2 separate regions of the Homo sapiens genome follow, and region 1 is linked to region 2. A link is a loop called in an ENCODE intact Hi-C map of the cell type or tissue named here. Cell type or tissue: OCI-LY7. All regions are shown on one strand. Each heading gives the region's core, and the rest is flanking DNA. Links, peaks and the distances in the headings are about the cores only. Region 1 has its middle 130 kb from the start of CSF3R. Region 2 holds the start of LOC107984941 (a long non-coding RNA gene).

What was found. Peaks named below come from ENCODE experiments on the same cell type or tissue, not always from the same donor. Only the 100,000 strongest peaks of a DNase experiment are listed, where the experiment ranks them.
Region 1: a loop joins it to region 2, with 2.0 times the contacts of the local background. A loop is called at or near these places in 2 of 110 quality-filtered maps.

What each region holds. Positions count from the first base shown.
Region 1 is chr1:36,604,901-36,613,234 of GRCh38, reverse strand. No RefSeq gene overlaps it. Among named protein-coding and RNA genes, the nearest start is that of CSF3R, 130 kb to the right of the region's middle. In OCI-LY7, for the core only: CTCF peaks have their summits at 167 (motif pointing left), 3,575 and 3,796 (motif pointing left); a DNase peak (open chromatin) is centred at 3,774.
Region 2 is chr1:36,700,594-36,708,927 of GRCh38, reverse strand. LOC107984941 (a long non-coding RNA gene) reads left to right here and starts at 6,607. Exons shown (of 3, transcript XR_001737977.2): 1 at 6,607-6,712. RefSeq lists an enhancer at 5,030-5,119. In OCI-LY7, for the core only: CTCF peaks have their summits at 3,132 (motif pointing left), 4,870 and 5,072 (motif pointing left); a DNase peak (open chromatin) is centred at 5,037.

The DNA of each region.
Region 1 (8,334 bases), core at 160-8,159, 96 kb after region 2:
GCTATAGCCTGGCCATCTACAGACACTTCAATCCCCACAGGTAGCAGGCGGGCAGCCTCTGGGGCCAGTGGGCAATGGGGAAAACCTCGTACTTTTATTCTCTGCGTGCCCCAGTGGTGTCCTCCGTGGGTCTCCTCGCTGCTCCCTCTGCTGGGGGCACGTATCTTGCCTTTCCCTTGTTCTCTCTCCCTCTGCACGTAGGTGTGTGTCATTGATCAACTTTATGTCTCTCTCTCACTCACTAGTTCTCTGTCAGTGTGTGTGTCCATGTCTCACACACAAACATGACCCACAGACTATTGATCTCTTTGTCCTACTCACACTCCTTGTAAAACACCCTGTCACACACATTTGATTGGGCCTCCGTTACTGTCTCTTTCTGTCCCTGGCCCCTTCATCCTCCTTCCCCTCCCAGTGCTGGCAAGGGCAGGAGCCTCTCCTAACAGCGGCATGAAAGGGTTTTGGATGGGTAGAAACAGAACCTGAAGGACACGCACAGGATTTTTTAAAAGCAGAGTGTTATCAGATATAGGAGTGTTTTATGAAACCCCAGGACAGGACCAGAACCCGGCCTCAAAAGGACTGCAAAACTGATGGGAGCCCTGACCTTCTCCCTCTGTCTTCTTTCTATCTCCCCTTCCTTCTCTTTCAGCTTCTACATGCACAGGTCTAACCAAAGATGGCTGCCTCCACTCCTGAGCTTAGAGTGCCTCAGTTCAAAGAGCACCCCAGACTGACCAGTATCAATCATTTCCAAGACTGGGAGAGAAATCTGAGTGACCACACTTGAGTCAGTTGTCCAAGCTGGTCCAATCAGTGATGAATGGCCGTGGAGGCGGAGTCACACAGAAACCCACCCTTCGGGTATGCCTGGCAGTTCTCAGACAAACGAGTCTAAAGGACAAAGGTCAGCATCGGGCTGGTGAGTGAGGCGCCCCGAGCCAGCCAGGTGTGGTGTCCTGCTGGACTCAGATGTGCAGGCCTGGAACTCAAGAATGCAGCTGATGGTGGGTCAGTCTGTGTCAGAGTCATCGTAAGGTGAGTGATGCCAAAGCTACAGGAACCGTGGGATCACCAGGGCTGAGGATGGGACCTGGGGGAGCGCACCTTATGAGCCCCATCCCCAAGAGCACCCTTAGTTCCTCATTAGACTCGTACCCTCCACAGCTTAGAGAAGCCTTGGATGCTGTCCCCCACAGCCCCATTCTCACCTGGCTGCCTCCATCCTAGAATTTGGCGCCCACCATCCCATACCCTGCCCGTAACAGCATCTCTTCCCCATTGAAGACTGCGGTCCACAGAGTCTTCTGGCTTCATTCAGCCCCTCGTCTCCACCTACCCCAGCCCCACCCTCCTGCATATCACCATCTAAGAAATCTCCCAGATTGGGGACCACAGATAACTGGGTTGAAACAGTCACTCATGCCCTCCCAGGCAGGTGATCCTGTTAATGGGATCTAGAGCCCCAGACCATGGCGAGAATGAGAAGAAAGGCTTCTCGCATTCAGAGGTCCGATCACTGAATGTCCTTCCCTTAGATGAAACAAAACGGTGAGAGACTCAGGGTCCTGCTTACAGCTAGGAGCACAAGCACATTGGTTCAGGCCCCTCCACCATACATGCTTCAAGACAGACAAAGACCTCTCAGCCTCAGAATCCCTAAAAGCAAGCTGACTGACAGAAAACTTTCAATGTATCCCTGAGAGCACTTACTTTAAAACACATGCTTTCGCCAGCATTGGGTTAAGAACTGTGTTCACTGGTTTGCCATGAATCATTCTGGCAACTGATAATAATAATTATTATAACTGATATTTAATGAGCACTTACTATGTACCAGGCACTGTGCTAAGCACTCTGCAAGCATTATCTTACTGAATGCTCACAGCTGCCCTGTGGGTAGGTTTTGTTATACACATTTTTTGATAAGAAAACAAAATCAAAGGTTAGGTAACTTGCCTAAGGACTGCCAGGATTCAAGTAGAAAATCTGTCCAAATTGAAAGGCAAAACCCTGGACCAGGACATGCATAAGTGGCTGAGATAATAGTTAGGGACAACTACACATTACTGAATAACCCACCCTCTGTTGCCAGCAGCTGACAACTATAGGTACTGAAAAGACAGAAGCTACCCAATCCCTACAAGAACAGACAAGTTCCAAGATTAATCCAGAGCCTGCCCTTACCTATTCAATGATTCTACACAATCTTCTTCCCTGCTTTACACTTTTTGTTTCCAACTGAACTATAAGCCCCTAGAGGGCAGGACCTGTGTTCTTTTTCACCCACATTCCCAAGGCTGCACAAAGAATTTAATACAGACTTTCTGCATGGTTTTCTACTGGTCGGTTAGGTGGGTGATGGGTTGGTTGCTTGGATGGTTGGATGGACCAATTAGTCAATATTGGTTAGCTAGTTGGATGCTGTCAGAGTGTGGGGTGAGGTAGGGGTTTTCCCTGAGTGGCAAACCTACCATGTAAAACCCAGTGGGGGTTCTCTTTGGTTTCTAAAAAAAACTCTCCCAGGGAATAAAGAACCCTTCAAATGCTTCTCCCTTCCCTTTTTCCCTCCCTCTGCCCAGCGAAGCCAGAGCTTGTGAGGACCAAGGAGGTGCTCCTTTCCCATCATCAGCCCCAATGAGGAGGACCCAGTCCCTGGGAGGAGCATTGAATAGCCCATTATGGTCACCCTTGGGAAGTACACAGGTAACTGCCATCCTTGGTTGATTGTGTAGGTCATTGGATGGGTACCTAAAGGCTAGGATGCTGCAGTGTGGAGAATAAGGAGCCCAGTGCTTCAGAGCAGCTCATTTCATCCTGCCCAGGAAAAAGGTCATGTGCTCCGATATGAGTAATTAATTTTCTCCGAGCCACGTTGAAAAGGTTAACCTGATTTATAGGACGCAATTGAGTGTAGAATGGGTTGTGTATCTTGTAAAAGGCCCGTTCCAGCATCTGAGTCTACAGACTCACCCGTGGCTGGGCATCAGCTGGGAGCTGGCCCTACCTTTTATTCCTTTATGTAGAATCCAGGTGAAAACCCAAAGAGATCCCCACTGACCAGGAAGTTGCTTCCTGAGCTCCAAATCCTAGGGGTCATTGGAGCATGCCGAGGAGGGTGTCTCCTGCTCCTGTCACAACCCCCAACTCAACAGCAGCCTCAGCCTTTATCTCCATACAATTCAGGGCCCAGGGAGAAATGCCCTGCGCTAAACTTAAGTTCTGAGTTCAAGGTCAGGCTCCTCCACTGACTCTCTGGGATTGGTACTGGGCTATACACTTTCCCCATCTCTAAAATGGGATGAAGAATCCTTGCCCTGTCTCCTTCCCTCTCATCAATTATTAGCTGTGTGAGCTTGGGCAAATTACCTAACCTTTCTGTGCCTCAGTTTTCTCATCTGTAAAATGGTAATAATAATAGTAACTATGTCATAGGATGGTTACGAGGATTACATGAATTAATATTTGTAAAGAACTTAGAACAGTGGCTAGGCCACACGATATGGTGCATAAGGGTTTGTTAAATAAATTAATAAAATCTGGATGTCCTCAGCAGGGTGTCAAGCAAAGCCAGCACCTGGTCAGCACTGTCACCTGAGGCTTGGCTCCTGGTTGAGGTAGACACCAATGGTCCTAGGGCTCCAAGAATATATTGAACAGATGGGGAATGGGGGTGTTATGGCCAGAAGTTTTTTCTTTCCTGTATCTATTCTTCATCCATGGTTAAGCTCTGCTCCCCAGAGCCGGCCAGGACTCCACCCATCAAGCCCACAGATGCTAGTCTAGCACCACCTAGTGGAAAGACTGCAGTCCGCATGTGGGTGGCTTCCAGGCCCCTCCTGGCAGAGGGAAGGAGAGTGAAGTTGCTTGGACTTACCCACCAGTCAGGCACTAAAGGAAGGAAAAAAGAAAAACACTCTGCCAGAAACCTCCCTGAGAAACTGACCCAGCTGAGAGCTCTTCACTTCGTGCCCCTGCAGTATATGGTGGTGTAGTATTTTGCAGAAGTTCGGTGTTATGCAGGTCGGCTGCATATATCACACATGCGCACGTCTATAGGATTACCAATTAAGTGAGTTAATATGAAGAACTTAGGCAAGTGCCTGGCACATAGAAAGCATTCAATAAATGTTTGTCCTCATTATGATTATGTGTATAATATGTGCATATACCTGTGCCTGAATATTCATGTAAATGTGGATGTATAGATTGTTTACATGCCTCTGTGTTTATGGATGGATGCGTGTGTGTATATATGTGTGTGTGTGTGTGTGTGTACCTAAGAATGCATATGTGCTTATGTCTGTATACATATTTATGTATGTAAATATAAGTATAGTGAGTGTGGTGTACATGTAAATGGAAGTATGTGAATGTCTGCATGTATATACACCTATGTACATGTGGATATCTTCGGGTATATTTGTGACTTTCACCGAATGGAATGCTTGCGCATTAGTTTTCTACTGCTGCATAGCAAATCAACGCGACTTAGCTGAAAACTACACCCAATTATTATCTTACAATTTCTGTGGGTTGGGAGTCCAGACACAGCCTAGCTGGTCCTCTGCTTAGGGTCTCACAGGCTACAGTTAAAGTGTTGGCCAGGATTACAATCAAATTTGAGGCCTGGGGTCCTCTTCCAAGCTCACGTGGTTGTTGGCAGATCATGTTTCCTTATAGCTGTAGCCCTCATGGCAGCTTTTTCAAGGGCAGCAGAAGACACTCTCTCTCTGACCTCCAGAGCCTCTTTTAACAGCTCATCTGATTAGGCCAGGCCCACCCAGGAGAATGTCCCTCTTGATTAATTCAAAGTCAAATGATCAGGAACTTCAATTTTATCTGAAAAATTCTTTGACCTTTGCCATAAAGCATAACCTAGTCACAAGAGTAATATCCCATCCTGTTCACAGGTCCCACCCACACTTAAGGGGAGATTATACAGGGCATGTACACAAGGGGGTAGGACTCTTGGGAACCATCTTAGAATTCTGCACTCCACAGTGTATTTTATATATATATATATACATATATCACACACACGTATGTCTGGGTCTATATGTACATGTGGTTGTATATTGGGGTGCATATATGCATGTGTGTATGTCCATGAGTGTGCTTTTCTGTGGGCTGTTTTCTTCCCAGTGGGATTGCAGGTTCCTTAAATAAAGATTGGGGCCCCTGAAGTCCAGAACTCCATCAGACCAAGGACTTTTTAATGTAAGGATTTCAGCTCTCCTGCCGATGGGCGTTTCCCAAGATGGGGTCCTGTACTCTCCACCACATGCCACATGCAGCATCTGGTCTGCATCTCAGAGGTGCTGAGTTATCATTGTACATGGCTCACATGTGCACATACACACATATGTGCATGTACACACGCATGAACACACACACACTGGTATGACTCACTCCAAGGCAAGATCAGCCTAACTAGGGACAGAGCTCACTCCTGCTCTTTAGAAGAAGCCACTCCCTGGCATCTCCCCGCCCCAACCTGTCATGAGATTACAAAGTCACTGCTCTCTCCAAAAGGAGGTCCGAAGGCTGAGACACCTCTGCCCCCAAGTTGGGCTGAGGTCCTGTTTGGGACCCAAATGGCCTTGCAATCAGGTAATGAGCTTACAGGCCTCATACCAACATTATCCAAATGGAATATTAGCCCAGGAGATGCTGAGGCCAAGATGAACTATGGCTAGAAAGTTGCCTATGGCCAAATAAGTCTGTGAAACCCTGCCTGCTTCAGCCCTCCTTGGAATTTTGCATTATAGATTAGCAGAGCAAAGGCTCTGAGAAGGCCTGCAAGAAAGTGGGGCAGGAATAACATTTAGCACAGATACAGATGGTAAACAGATGCCCACTATTACTAGCTCCAGGTCTGCAGTTGTTGCAGAGAAATTGGCCTCTCCAGACTGTTTTCCAGCCAAAAGTCTATGCCTCAATGGACAACAAAGTTAAGATGGCTCATGCCTTGAAGGTGGAGGGCAGGAGAATGTTCCAGCTCCTCGAGGGACAGACAGGAAGAGTGCAGCAGCTGAGCTGAACCAACAGAAATACTTCGAGCTAATTTCTTGTGTGCAGAGAATAAATCTGTGGGTGGAGCTGTGAGCCAGAGCTGGGGTGTGGGGTCAGGATGCAGAAACCACATCTGTGCATCTCCCCATCGCCCCGCATTTCATATTTACTTCTGTTGATGAGATTTCGTCATGCTCGATTACAATTCATAGACTCGTGTTTCCAGATTTTATGCATTAAAATGCTCTGATTTACAGAGTCACCCTAAGCCTGACGCCAGCCCCTCAAGGTGCTGTTGCTAAGCATGGGCACTGAGGCTTGTCCTGGGGTCACCCAGGGGCCTCATTTCTGGGTACAGTGGCCTCTAAAGAGCCTCAGGAGGCAATGCCTGAGAGAAGGCCTCCTGGTGTCTATGCAGGGAATGTAGCAGGGTGGGGACGGATACCAACATTCATGTCTGGCCCTTGCATGGGGCACAGGAGCAGCAGGACTGTGGGGGCGGCCTCTGGCAGCCATGGATAGGCCCACGCTGACCCTGCACCTCACCCTCCTCTCCTTCGAGCCCCTCCCCAACAAACCTCCACCAACAGAACCAGGAACCTTCCACAGTGGGGTGTGGGTCAGCTGGCCCAGGAATAGAAGCAGGTCTCTGAGCCCCCATTCATCACCCAGAAATGCTCCCATCCCCCACTGTGCAGCCCCATCTGGAGGGGATGTGAAAGAGCAGCCACTTACTGGGGTGGGCCAGCCTAGCTCAGCCAGCCCTGTGCCCAGGAATAGTGCACTGCTGCTTGGCCTTGTCTCTGCACATGCTCCACTCCCTAGTGGGTGGATGTGTGTGTATGTGTTTCACACATGCACACACACGTTTGTTTCTCTGTGTGGATGTGCCTCTCTGTGTGTCTGGTTGCATTTCTCGCTGTGCTGCCTCTGAGTCTGGGTTCACATGTCTGTGTTTCCTTGTGTGAATTGGGTTCTATGTCAGTGTGTGCCCACGTCTGTGTCTCTGCAGTTTCTCTCTCTGAGTGAGTCTTTGTCCCCTGTCAGTCGTGTGTCCCTGTGTCTTCCTGTGCATGTCACTGTACGCGCATATACACAGTGTGTGTCACTCTGTTCTGACCTATTTCTGGTTGTTCCTCTCTCCCCCTCCTTCCATCTGCTTCTCTGTCTCTGTGTTTCTCCATTTCTCTCTGTCCTTTGTCTATAGGTCTCTCTGCTTCTGCATCTCTTAGCTTTGGTTCGTGGTAAGAAACCCCTGTGCCTGCCCCATCTCTGCCTCCCTCTCCTGTGTAATGGGTCCTTGGGCCACCCGAGTTGCTACAGAAACTCCTTCTCCCACACACATTCCCACCTGTACTTGCCCATCTTCAACCACTCATCCTCCCTCCTTCCGACTCCTCTAAGAGAAGAGACATACAGTGAGTGATTTTCTCATTTATGGTTAAGGAGAATGTTGCTCCAAAGTGCACCGATGCTGCTTTCAAAACTCCAGCAATCTCTAGGTCCATGCAGCCAGCTGGTGCAATTCAGAATCATGTGGACTGGGCTGGGATATCAATCCTTGGGAGACCAAGGCCTAAGGCTCTGGGGTGTGTGTGTGTGTGTGTGTGTGTGTGTGTGTGTGTGTGTGTGTGTGTGTGTTTGAGTCATAGAATCTTTCTTTCTGTACCAGGGTATGAGAACCAGCAGGGCTAGTCAGAGCCATGGAACCTGGCCCCACTAGGGACCGGGGCAGGGCAAAGCCAGGCCCCACACAGCATTAGGCAAGTAATCAGCAGACTAACAATACAACAGTAATAACACAACTCCTTACAGAGCACCTCCACATGCCAGCACTGGACTCAGTGCTTTACAGACTGTTCCTCACTATATTCATCTATTGCTGTGTAACCATATCACTACAAACTCAGCAGCTTAAAACAACACACATTTATTCTCTCATGGGGTCTGTGGACCAGAAGTGTCACAAGGCTGCAGTAAAGATGCCAGCCAGGACTGGGCTCTCACCTGGAGGCTGACTGGGGACGGATCTACTCCCAGCCTCACATATTTGTTGGTTGAATCCAATTCCCTGAGGTTGCAGGACTGAGGGCTTTGATTTCTTGCTGGCTGGTGGCTAGAAGCTGCCCTCAGCTCTTTGCCACATGGGCCTCCCAACACAGACACTTGCTTTGTCAAAGCTAACAAAGGAAAGAGTCTCAGGGCAAGATGGCATTACCGCCTTGTGATGTTAAATACAATCACGGAAGTGATGGCCTATCCATTTCACATATTCTCTAGGTTAGAAGCAAGTCATAGATCCAGCTCATGCTCGAGAGT
Region 2 (8,334 bases), core at 320-8,319:
GTCAGAGGTGATGACTGGTGAGAATTGCCAGTCCCTAGTGTCAATGGCAATTGCAGAGCATCTGGCGCTCCAGGGCTCCTCTCAGCCATGCTCTCATCGGTGGACCCTGCAGGGAGTCACTTGGGCCACAGGCACCCATTGCACAATGGGACAATGACGCCCCACAAGGTGAACGGGCTTGCCCAAGGTCATACGGTTACTAACTGTCAGAGTCAAAACATGGTCAGACATCTGACTCTAATACCCTAAGTCCAGGAATCCCCTCTCACTGCCCGGGTGGTTCTAGATACTATTAACTGGTCAGCTTAGGGGTCTTCACAGATTGTGGCCCCACCCCCAACACACATGCCATCAACAAGTTCTGCTCAAGTCCTTCCTCCCAGGAACTCGTTCATCGCTGGACTTTGTCCCAGGTCTCTGAATGGCAGTTAAGACCCCTTGTCACTGAGAGGCATGAGGGACAAAAGTGCCTGGCTGGCCACGCGTGGTGGCTCACACCTGTAATCCTAGCACTTTGGGAGGACCGAAGCAGGCGAATCACTTGAGGTCAGGAGTTTAAGACCAGCCTGGCCAACATGGTGAAACCCTGTCTCTACTAAAAATACAAAAATTAGCCAGGCATGGTGGTGGGTGCCTATAATCCCAGCTACTCAGGAGGCTGAGGCAGGAGAATCGCTTGAACCCGGGAGGCTGAGGTTGCAGTGAGCCAAGATCGCGCCATTGCACTCCTCTCCAAAAAAAAAAAAAAAAAAAAAAAAAAAAAGCTTACGAAGCAGGTGATCACCGACCTCACCAGCACCAGCAGTTTTCCAGAGAATAGGTCATTGTGAACATACTCAGATTCCAGCCAGGTCAGGAAGCCGGGTGGGCATGTGATGGGGAGAACTGAGAAGGAGGCCAGGCGACAATGAGAGAGTTGAGGCAGGGAGAGCCAAAGGGGACCCAGGCAGGAAGATGGGGGGCCAACAAGACAAGTTCAGCCCATCCCACGTGCTGGGTCCCTCACAGATGTACTCCTAATGCTCTTCACAGAGGGGAAGAGAAGATGGAGGAAGGGCAGAAACTTGCCAGTCTCTTAGAATCTATTATCTTCCCCACACTCCCTGCCCTAGGAGACAGAGCTGGTCCAGTGAGAATAGAGATCCCATTTCAGAGGACTCCAGGAGATAGGGTGGGAATAAATGAAGTGGTGTTGCAGAACAGTCCCTAAAATAAATAAATTAAAATCAGAGGAATTAAAGATGGCCAGTTTCAATTCTCTCCAAGCCACCAGCACGTGTTCAATGAATTGAACTCTCACTTCTAGCCCTTTCAAAGGAGGCTATTTCTCATTTTCTTATTTCCTAGTCAGTGATGTGGGAGTCTAATCACTGTTCTCTCAACTTCTCTATATCATCTGGGCAGGGAGGAAGATACTAATACTTAGAAATCATTTACATTTTTACTTTACAGCCAGGTCTTGCTCAACCTTGTGGGGTCAGGAAATGCAATCCTACATGTGTCCAGGGGTATTGAAGTAGAAAGATCCCTATTGACGCAATAGGGAATGATTCATCTGATGGGAGACTGGGGAGAAGGAACGTGCAAGGTGGATTGGCCCCTGAGACTACCCCCTGGGAGAGACCTGCTGTTGTCCAGTTCTGCTTGTTTCTGGATGCTAAGTGTGGAGAAGGAGGTCTTGGAGGCCCAGTTATGACCACACTTCCAAGCCACATTCTCCATGACTGTAGCCAGGAATCCCCTCTCACTGCACAGATGGTTCTAGATAGTATTAACTGGTATTGATAGTATTAATGGTAAAGTTGATACTTTGAACTCCATCTGCCCCATTCCTATGTAATTGTTTAGTTGGTCCCTAATCAGCTGGGGGACGGGGAGGCGAGTCAGAGTATGATTAATTATCACCCCAAACACTAAAATAAATAAAATTCACTCTCTTGTTTCCTCGTCCACTCAAGGTAAGACAGGAACAAACAAAACTTGAAGAAATGTCCTGTACTGATAAATACGGGTGGGAGATAGGAAAGGGAGAGAGACAGGATGGGAATAGAAAGATGCAGACTGATGTTGGATGGGAAGGGATGGGGTGGGGGAATCAGGCCAAATGGCAGAGGCTCCTCCGTGCAAAGCTAGATTCTCATCCCAGCACACACCCTCACAGCCCATGTCGCTGGCCAGACTGGCTACAACCAGGCAGCCCCTTCCCCGATTGCTCGGCAGGTGCCAGAGCCAGGAGAGAGGGAAGGAAGTGGATGGCTCTTCAGGAGGCTGGCATAGGTCCCAAGCAATCTGTTCCCAACTTCCTCCTGCGTGGGTGGTGGCAGCACGTCCCCAGCTGGCCCCCGCGCCTCTCACCAGCCATCAACGCACCCTCACTCTCTCCTTGTGTGTGTTGTCAAATCTTCCCAATATAGCAGCCTGGAGTCTGTCAACAGTTCTGTTCCGTGCTCACTTTCCCTCATCAAAGGATGCCAAGTCTGCTGCCCCCTCCCCAGTGGGTGCATCTCTCCTCGTGCCTCAACCTCAGCACCGGCAAGTGGAGACCCCTGCCATCTCCTGGGAAGAAGTTTGCTTGGAGAAGCCCTTCCAGCTTCCATGGTCTGGCTTACCTGGCACAGGATGGGACCTGTGCCAGGGTGTATTTGAGTGATATTAAGGAAGAGGAATCCAGGAGACTTGATGATTAACTGGATTTAGGGCAGACGGGGAGTGGAGCTTGAGGGCAATGCTCAGATTTCTGACTTGAATGATTTGGGGGAGATGCCTTTCACAGAGAGGGCAGACCCCAGAGAAGGGGCAGTTTGGGGGAATGGAGGAAGAGTGGACAGGTTGAGAGGTAGGGAGTGTGAGCTGCCTGCGGGCTTTCTAATGGGGATGTTCCAGATGCAGATGTAGATTGGAGCTCAGGAGATAGACCTGGGTGTGCAGAAGGTGCCCAAAGGCAGGATGCAATCATCCGCAGGAAAAGTCAATACACACCCATTTGCTCCAAGGGCATTCAGCAATGGGGAATTCTCAGTGTGGCAGCCCCAGGGACTCACTTTACAGAGCTCCCCTGCGCACCCTGCAGTGTGCTGCAAGGCCTGGACCCGGGTGCCGCCTGCTGGATGACCTCCATCCCCAGATGTCTATGCTTGTGTCCCAGCAGCTGCCTTCTTTTTTTTCCTGTTCCAGCTGCCTCTGTTCCACCCTCCAGAGAACAAAGAGTGGCCTGGTTTGGGCACCAGGAAACCTGAGTCCCAGTCCTAACTCTGCTGACTGACTTTGGGATTTCTAAACAAGTCTTTGTCTCTCTCTCTCTCTCTCTCTCAGTCTCCTCAACAGTAAAATGGAACCAAAGGCTGGTAGGGTCAAACAAGGTGGTGCATTTGAATGCTTTACACATGTAAGGAATCTGGGTAAAAGCTGCCCGAAGTTCTGGCCAGGTCCCTCAGTCCTGTCTCCCCACGCCTCCCCAACCACCAGACTCGTAGCAGATCCTGCACCCAGATGTGTGTGGCACCACTCTCCCCATCCTTTGTTGCCTCCTCCTCTGGGGGCTCCAGGACACTACTCGGATCTCCTAAAATCTCCACAGATCCCCCCCCCCGACCCCGTCATCTTTGACTCACCAGATAACCCGGCAGGTCAGAAGACACCACTAATAATGTTCAGGTGGTGACATTTATTGCAATGCTAAGCAGCCCCTGCTTAGCTTTCAGGGCTATCAGGAAATGTCAGGCACACAGTGAATCGCTCTATACAATGCATCTTGCAGAACATTTGCAACAATCTCTTATTTGCTGATCCTAATTGAGGCCTCGCTGAGGTGCTCAGACCCCTCCTCTCCTCTCCTGCCCTTCAGCTCAGGCACTCTCTCATGATGACCCCTTCCTTGAATCCACTTTCACCAAGGCAACCGGCAGAGAGGTGAATTTAAGATGGAGAGGCACAGCCAGACGCGGTGGCTCATGCCTGTAATCCCAGCATTTTGGGAGGCCGAGACGGGCAGATCACCTGAGGTCAGGAGAAACGCCTGGCCAACATGGTGAAATCCTGTCTCCACTAAAAATCCAAAAATTAGCCGGGCGTGGAGGCGCGCGCCTGTCATCCCAGCTACTCAGGAGGCTGAGGCAGGAGAATCGCTTGAACCCGGGAGGCAGAAGTTGCAGTGAGCCGAGATGGCACCACTGCACTCCAGCCTGGGTGACAGAGAGAGACTCCGTCTCAAAAAACAAACAAACAAAAAAAGATGGAGAGACACGCTGCGGTCCTCCTAGGACACTGTCCCTTCATTTCAGGAAGAGTAGGGGTGGGTGAAGTTGCCACCCTGATTTCTGAAAGTCAGTTCACAAATCAGAGACATAGGCTGGTGCCGTTGTGCCGAAGGGAAGGTGTTGGACACCGCCGCAGGCTGTGTTGATGTGAATGGCGCCCATCTATTCCTCCACAGAGAGAGCCCTTCACCTGGAGAGTGCTCCGGATGCAGCCCTGGCTGCCAGTCAGAGGACGCCACCCCCAGCCACAGGGGAGAGCATGACTGCACTACGCTGAGACTATGGAAGGTCCTCCCCTGAGGTTTGTCCCATCAGAACTGAGGGAAAACAACAGATCACAGAACATCTGAGCCAAAAGTTGCTGGTGGCAGTGGTTCCGGTCCCTGGAAGGAACAAATCTGCAGGCGGAAAGGATAAATCCAACACGGAGAGAGGAGGGAGATGGTCCTGATAGCATTGGAGTTCCTGGTTGCAACTGTCCCTGAAACCCGGGCTCCGTGAGCCATAGTCTTCTTTTTGCCTTGTCTGGTTCAAATTGAGTCTGTCACTTGGAACCACCATGTTGTCACACTGTTACCGACATGTTCTCTCCACTGGCCTTCTGGAAGCAGTTCCCACGTCTTTGCTGTCTAATCCAGGCCAGTCCAGAAAGTGTGGCCTGGAGATCTGGGGCAGAGCAGACCCAGTGGCCACGCGTTCCACCCAGGGCCTCTCACTGCAGCTGCAGCACCACCCGCCCTCTTTGCCAGCACCTCGTGATTCCTGCTCTGCTGCCCTCTGCTGCCCCCAACTGGCCACAGGCATCGCTGCGCTCAACTCCTCCCGCCCCTCATGGGTTGGGGCCTTTTATCACAGGGACTCGAATCAGGAAGCAGAAGAAGCCGCAGGTCCGAAGAGTAGCAGCCTCTCCCAACTCCAGTCCCAGGTAAAAAAATGTATCTCCGGAAATGGGAACTCGAGAAAATCTTTACTATTACATGTGGGTTAAAAACACTCTTGTCTTCCCTAGGGGTGCGAATACTCATAATGTACAATGGGAGTTGCTGCTGCAGATATTTTCTTCCAAGTGTGGACTCTAGGCAGGGTTCCCAGGAGGCTGGAGCAGTGGGAGAGAAAGACGGAGACCGGAGGAGAGAGCCTGGAGAGTTTAATAGAGAAACTAAGTCAATAAAACAAGAGGAACTATGGGGACAGCATAGTAATTCGGGATGTAAAAGAGCCGACGAAGAAGTAGGATTGAGCCCCAAAGAGCAGCGCAGCCTCTCTGGGCTCATATTTTCCATAAATACTATGCGAGGAAAGAACCATTTATGTGTTTATAGTTTCCAGGATACTTTAGCACATAATAGTGCATTTGATTTCACACCACCTGAGACAGTTGGGATGTGTGTTCCCTCCAAATCTCATGTGGAAATGTGACTCCCAATGCTGGAGGTGGGGGCCTAGTGGGAGATGTTTGAGTCACGGGGGTAGATTCCTCATGAGTGGCCTGGCGCCCTCCCACACTAACGAGTGAGTTCTCACTCTGTTAGTTATCGCGAGATCTGATTGTTAAGAAGAGCCTGGCACCTCCTCCTCTTTCTCTTGCACCCTCCCTGGCCAGCCAACGCACTTGCTCCGCCTTCACCTTCTGCCATGAGTAAAAGCTTCCTGAGGCCTCACCAGAAGATGATGCGGGCGCCATGATTGTACAGAGTGCAGAACCATGAGCCAAACAAACCTCTTTGCTCTATAAATTATCCCGTCTTGGGTATTCCTTTATAGTGACACAAAACGGACAAACGCACCTTCCAATATGGTAATACTGTTGTATTGACACTTTTTTTTTCTCTCACAAGGAAATAGATATTATGAGAGATTTAGTGGCTTGGCTGAGGCGTATTTTTTACAAACAGCGGAGCCTAAACTCAAGCCCAAGTCCAACTCCAAGTCAGGGGCTCTCTGCCTCCACGTGGGTGAGGCTGTATTGTACGTTGATCTAGCCATGCAGGCTACAGTCACACCACCTGAATGTGCCTGATCTCATCTGATCTAACCATACAAAGTGAAAGCACGGGCTTCTCCAGCGTCAGGGAACCAGGGTGCAAAATTTGGCCCTCCTATTTGCAAGCTGTGTGCCTTTGGACAAATTACTTAACTACTCTGAGTCTCCCACATGGGTGTGTCTCATGGGGTTGTTTTAAAAAGCAAACATTAGTATATGTGCATCACCTGAGCCAGGGCATGACACATAATAGGTACAATTATGATGGTCACAAGACTTACCACGTGCATATTTCCCAATGCAATTCTCCCATAATGTTTAGTCTGATTTTGTGTTTTCCTAGTAAATTCAAATTCAGCCCCATTTCATTATTTCAACTGTAGAAGAGAAGACCCCATGGACACCTCATCACCAAAGCAAGTTAGTTGCTTTAATCCTTATTCTACGAATGGGAAACTGAAGCTCAGAGAAGGTAAGTCAATTCTTCGAGGTCACGCAGATAATACATGGTAGAACCAGGATATGAACCCAGGTTTTTCTGACTTTGAAGCCCCCACTCTTTCCAAATCCCTGTGGTCTGTGGCAATGGGAAGCATTACGGAGGAAAGTAAGGAAACAGGGACCAGTTTGGATGCTGTTGCAGTGGTCCAGATGAGAGATGACAGTGGCATGATAGCAAAGATGGCCAGAAAGGGGTAGATTGAGGCTATGTTTAGGAATACAGCTTGCAGGCCTGACTGATGGATTAACCTGCTGAAGGGTTTTTGGCTTGAGCGACTAAGTGAGTAATGATGCCGTTTTCTGAAATGGAAAGACCAGAGAAGAAACACATTTCAGGGAGGGGATAATCAAAGATCCTGCTTTGGTCTTGTTAAGTTCAGGTGCCTATTAGTCACCCAAGTAGAGCTTTTGGATCGATAGCTGGGTAAATGCATCTGGATCTCAGTGGCGAGGGCAAGACAGGCGATATCCACAGAGAGATGACAGGTAAAGCCAGTGGATTCCATGATATCACTTGAGAGGGAATGAATACAGAAAAAAGGTCAGGGACTGAGCCCCTGGGCCCTCCAACATTTGGAGATCCAAGGTCGGGGGGGTACCAGTGAGCTGGAATGTGGTATCCTAGAGGCCCAGAGGAGTCAATATGTCAGGAAGGAAAGAGTGGACAGCTCTGTTCAATGTCCATTAGAGGCTCTGTGAGGGGAGGACCTAGAAGTGGCCAGTGGAGTCTGGCCTATGACCTTCATTAAGGCAGATACTATGTGCAGCACCCACTGAGCCTCACCTCATCCCCATTTTCACCCCATTCTTTGACCTTTTATGTACTCTTTGAGGCTAGGCCATCCCTCTTGCTACTGTTTTTAAGACTGAAAAAACATTTCCATTTTAACTCTCCTTCATGCCCTTATTCAGCAAATAAACATTATGCAAATAAACATGCAGGTCCTATATCGGTCACTGGGGACACGGCCATAAGATGTGGCCTTGACCTTGACACTGGGAACTTTAAAGGGAGAACAGATATGTCAGCAGTTCCTTACAGTAGATTCTGGTCATGTTCTGGTAGAAAAACCTCCTGGCGACTCTGGGAACACAGAGGAAGGCCAGGGAGAGCTTCACAGAGGAGGTGATACTTGGTCTTGGCCTTGAGGGATGAATAGGAGTTCAGCCAGCGGGCAACAGGGTTCCCTTTGCCCTGACAGAGGGAATGGAGGCACAAGAGAGCACAGTAATTGGGAAACTGTGCTTCATTGGGCAGCTGGAGCAAAGAGTAAATGTAAAGGGCATGGAATGGTGCAGGGCCCAAGTCTTTAGGGACCTTAAGCATGAGGCTAAAAAACTTGGACTTTGTAGGCCAACATTTCCTCCAAAATTACCTCTAACCTTAAATCCCAAGTTTCCTATGCGAAATCAATAAATCCCAGGGTGAAATACACAGGGCCTGCTGCAGAGGAGACCCTTCCTCCTGGAGACGCACTGTGTTCATTAGCATTTAAAAGGCCAGACAAACACTACAGGAGAAAGAAAAGAAAAGAAAAGAAGAGAAGAGGAAAAGAAAAGACAAGACAAGAGACAAAGAGGGAAAGAAGGAAG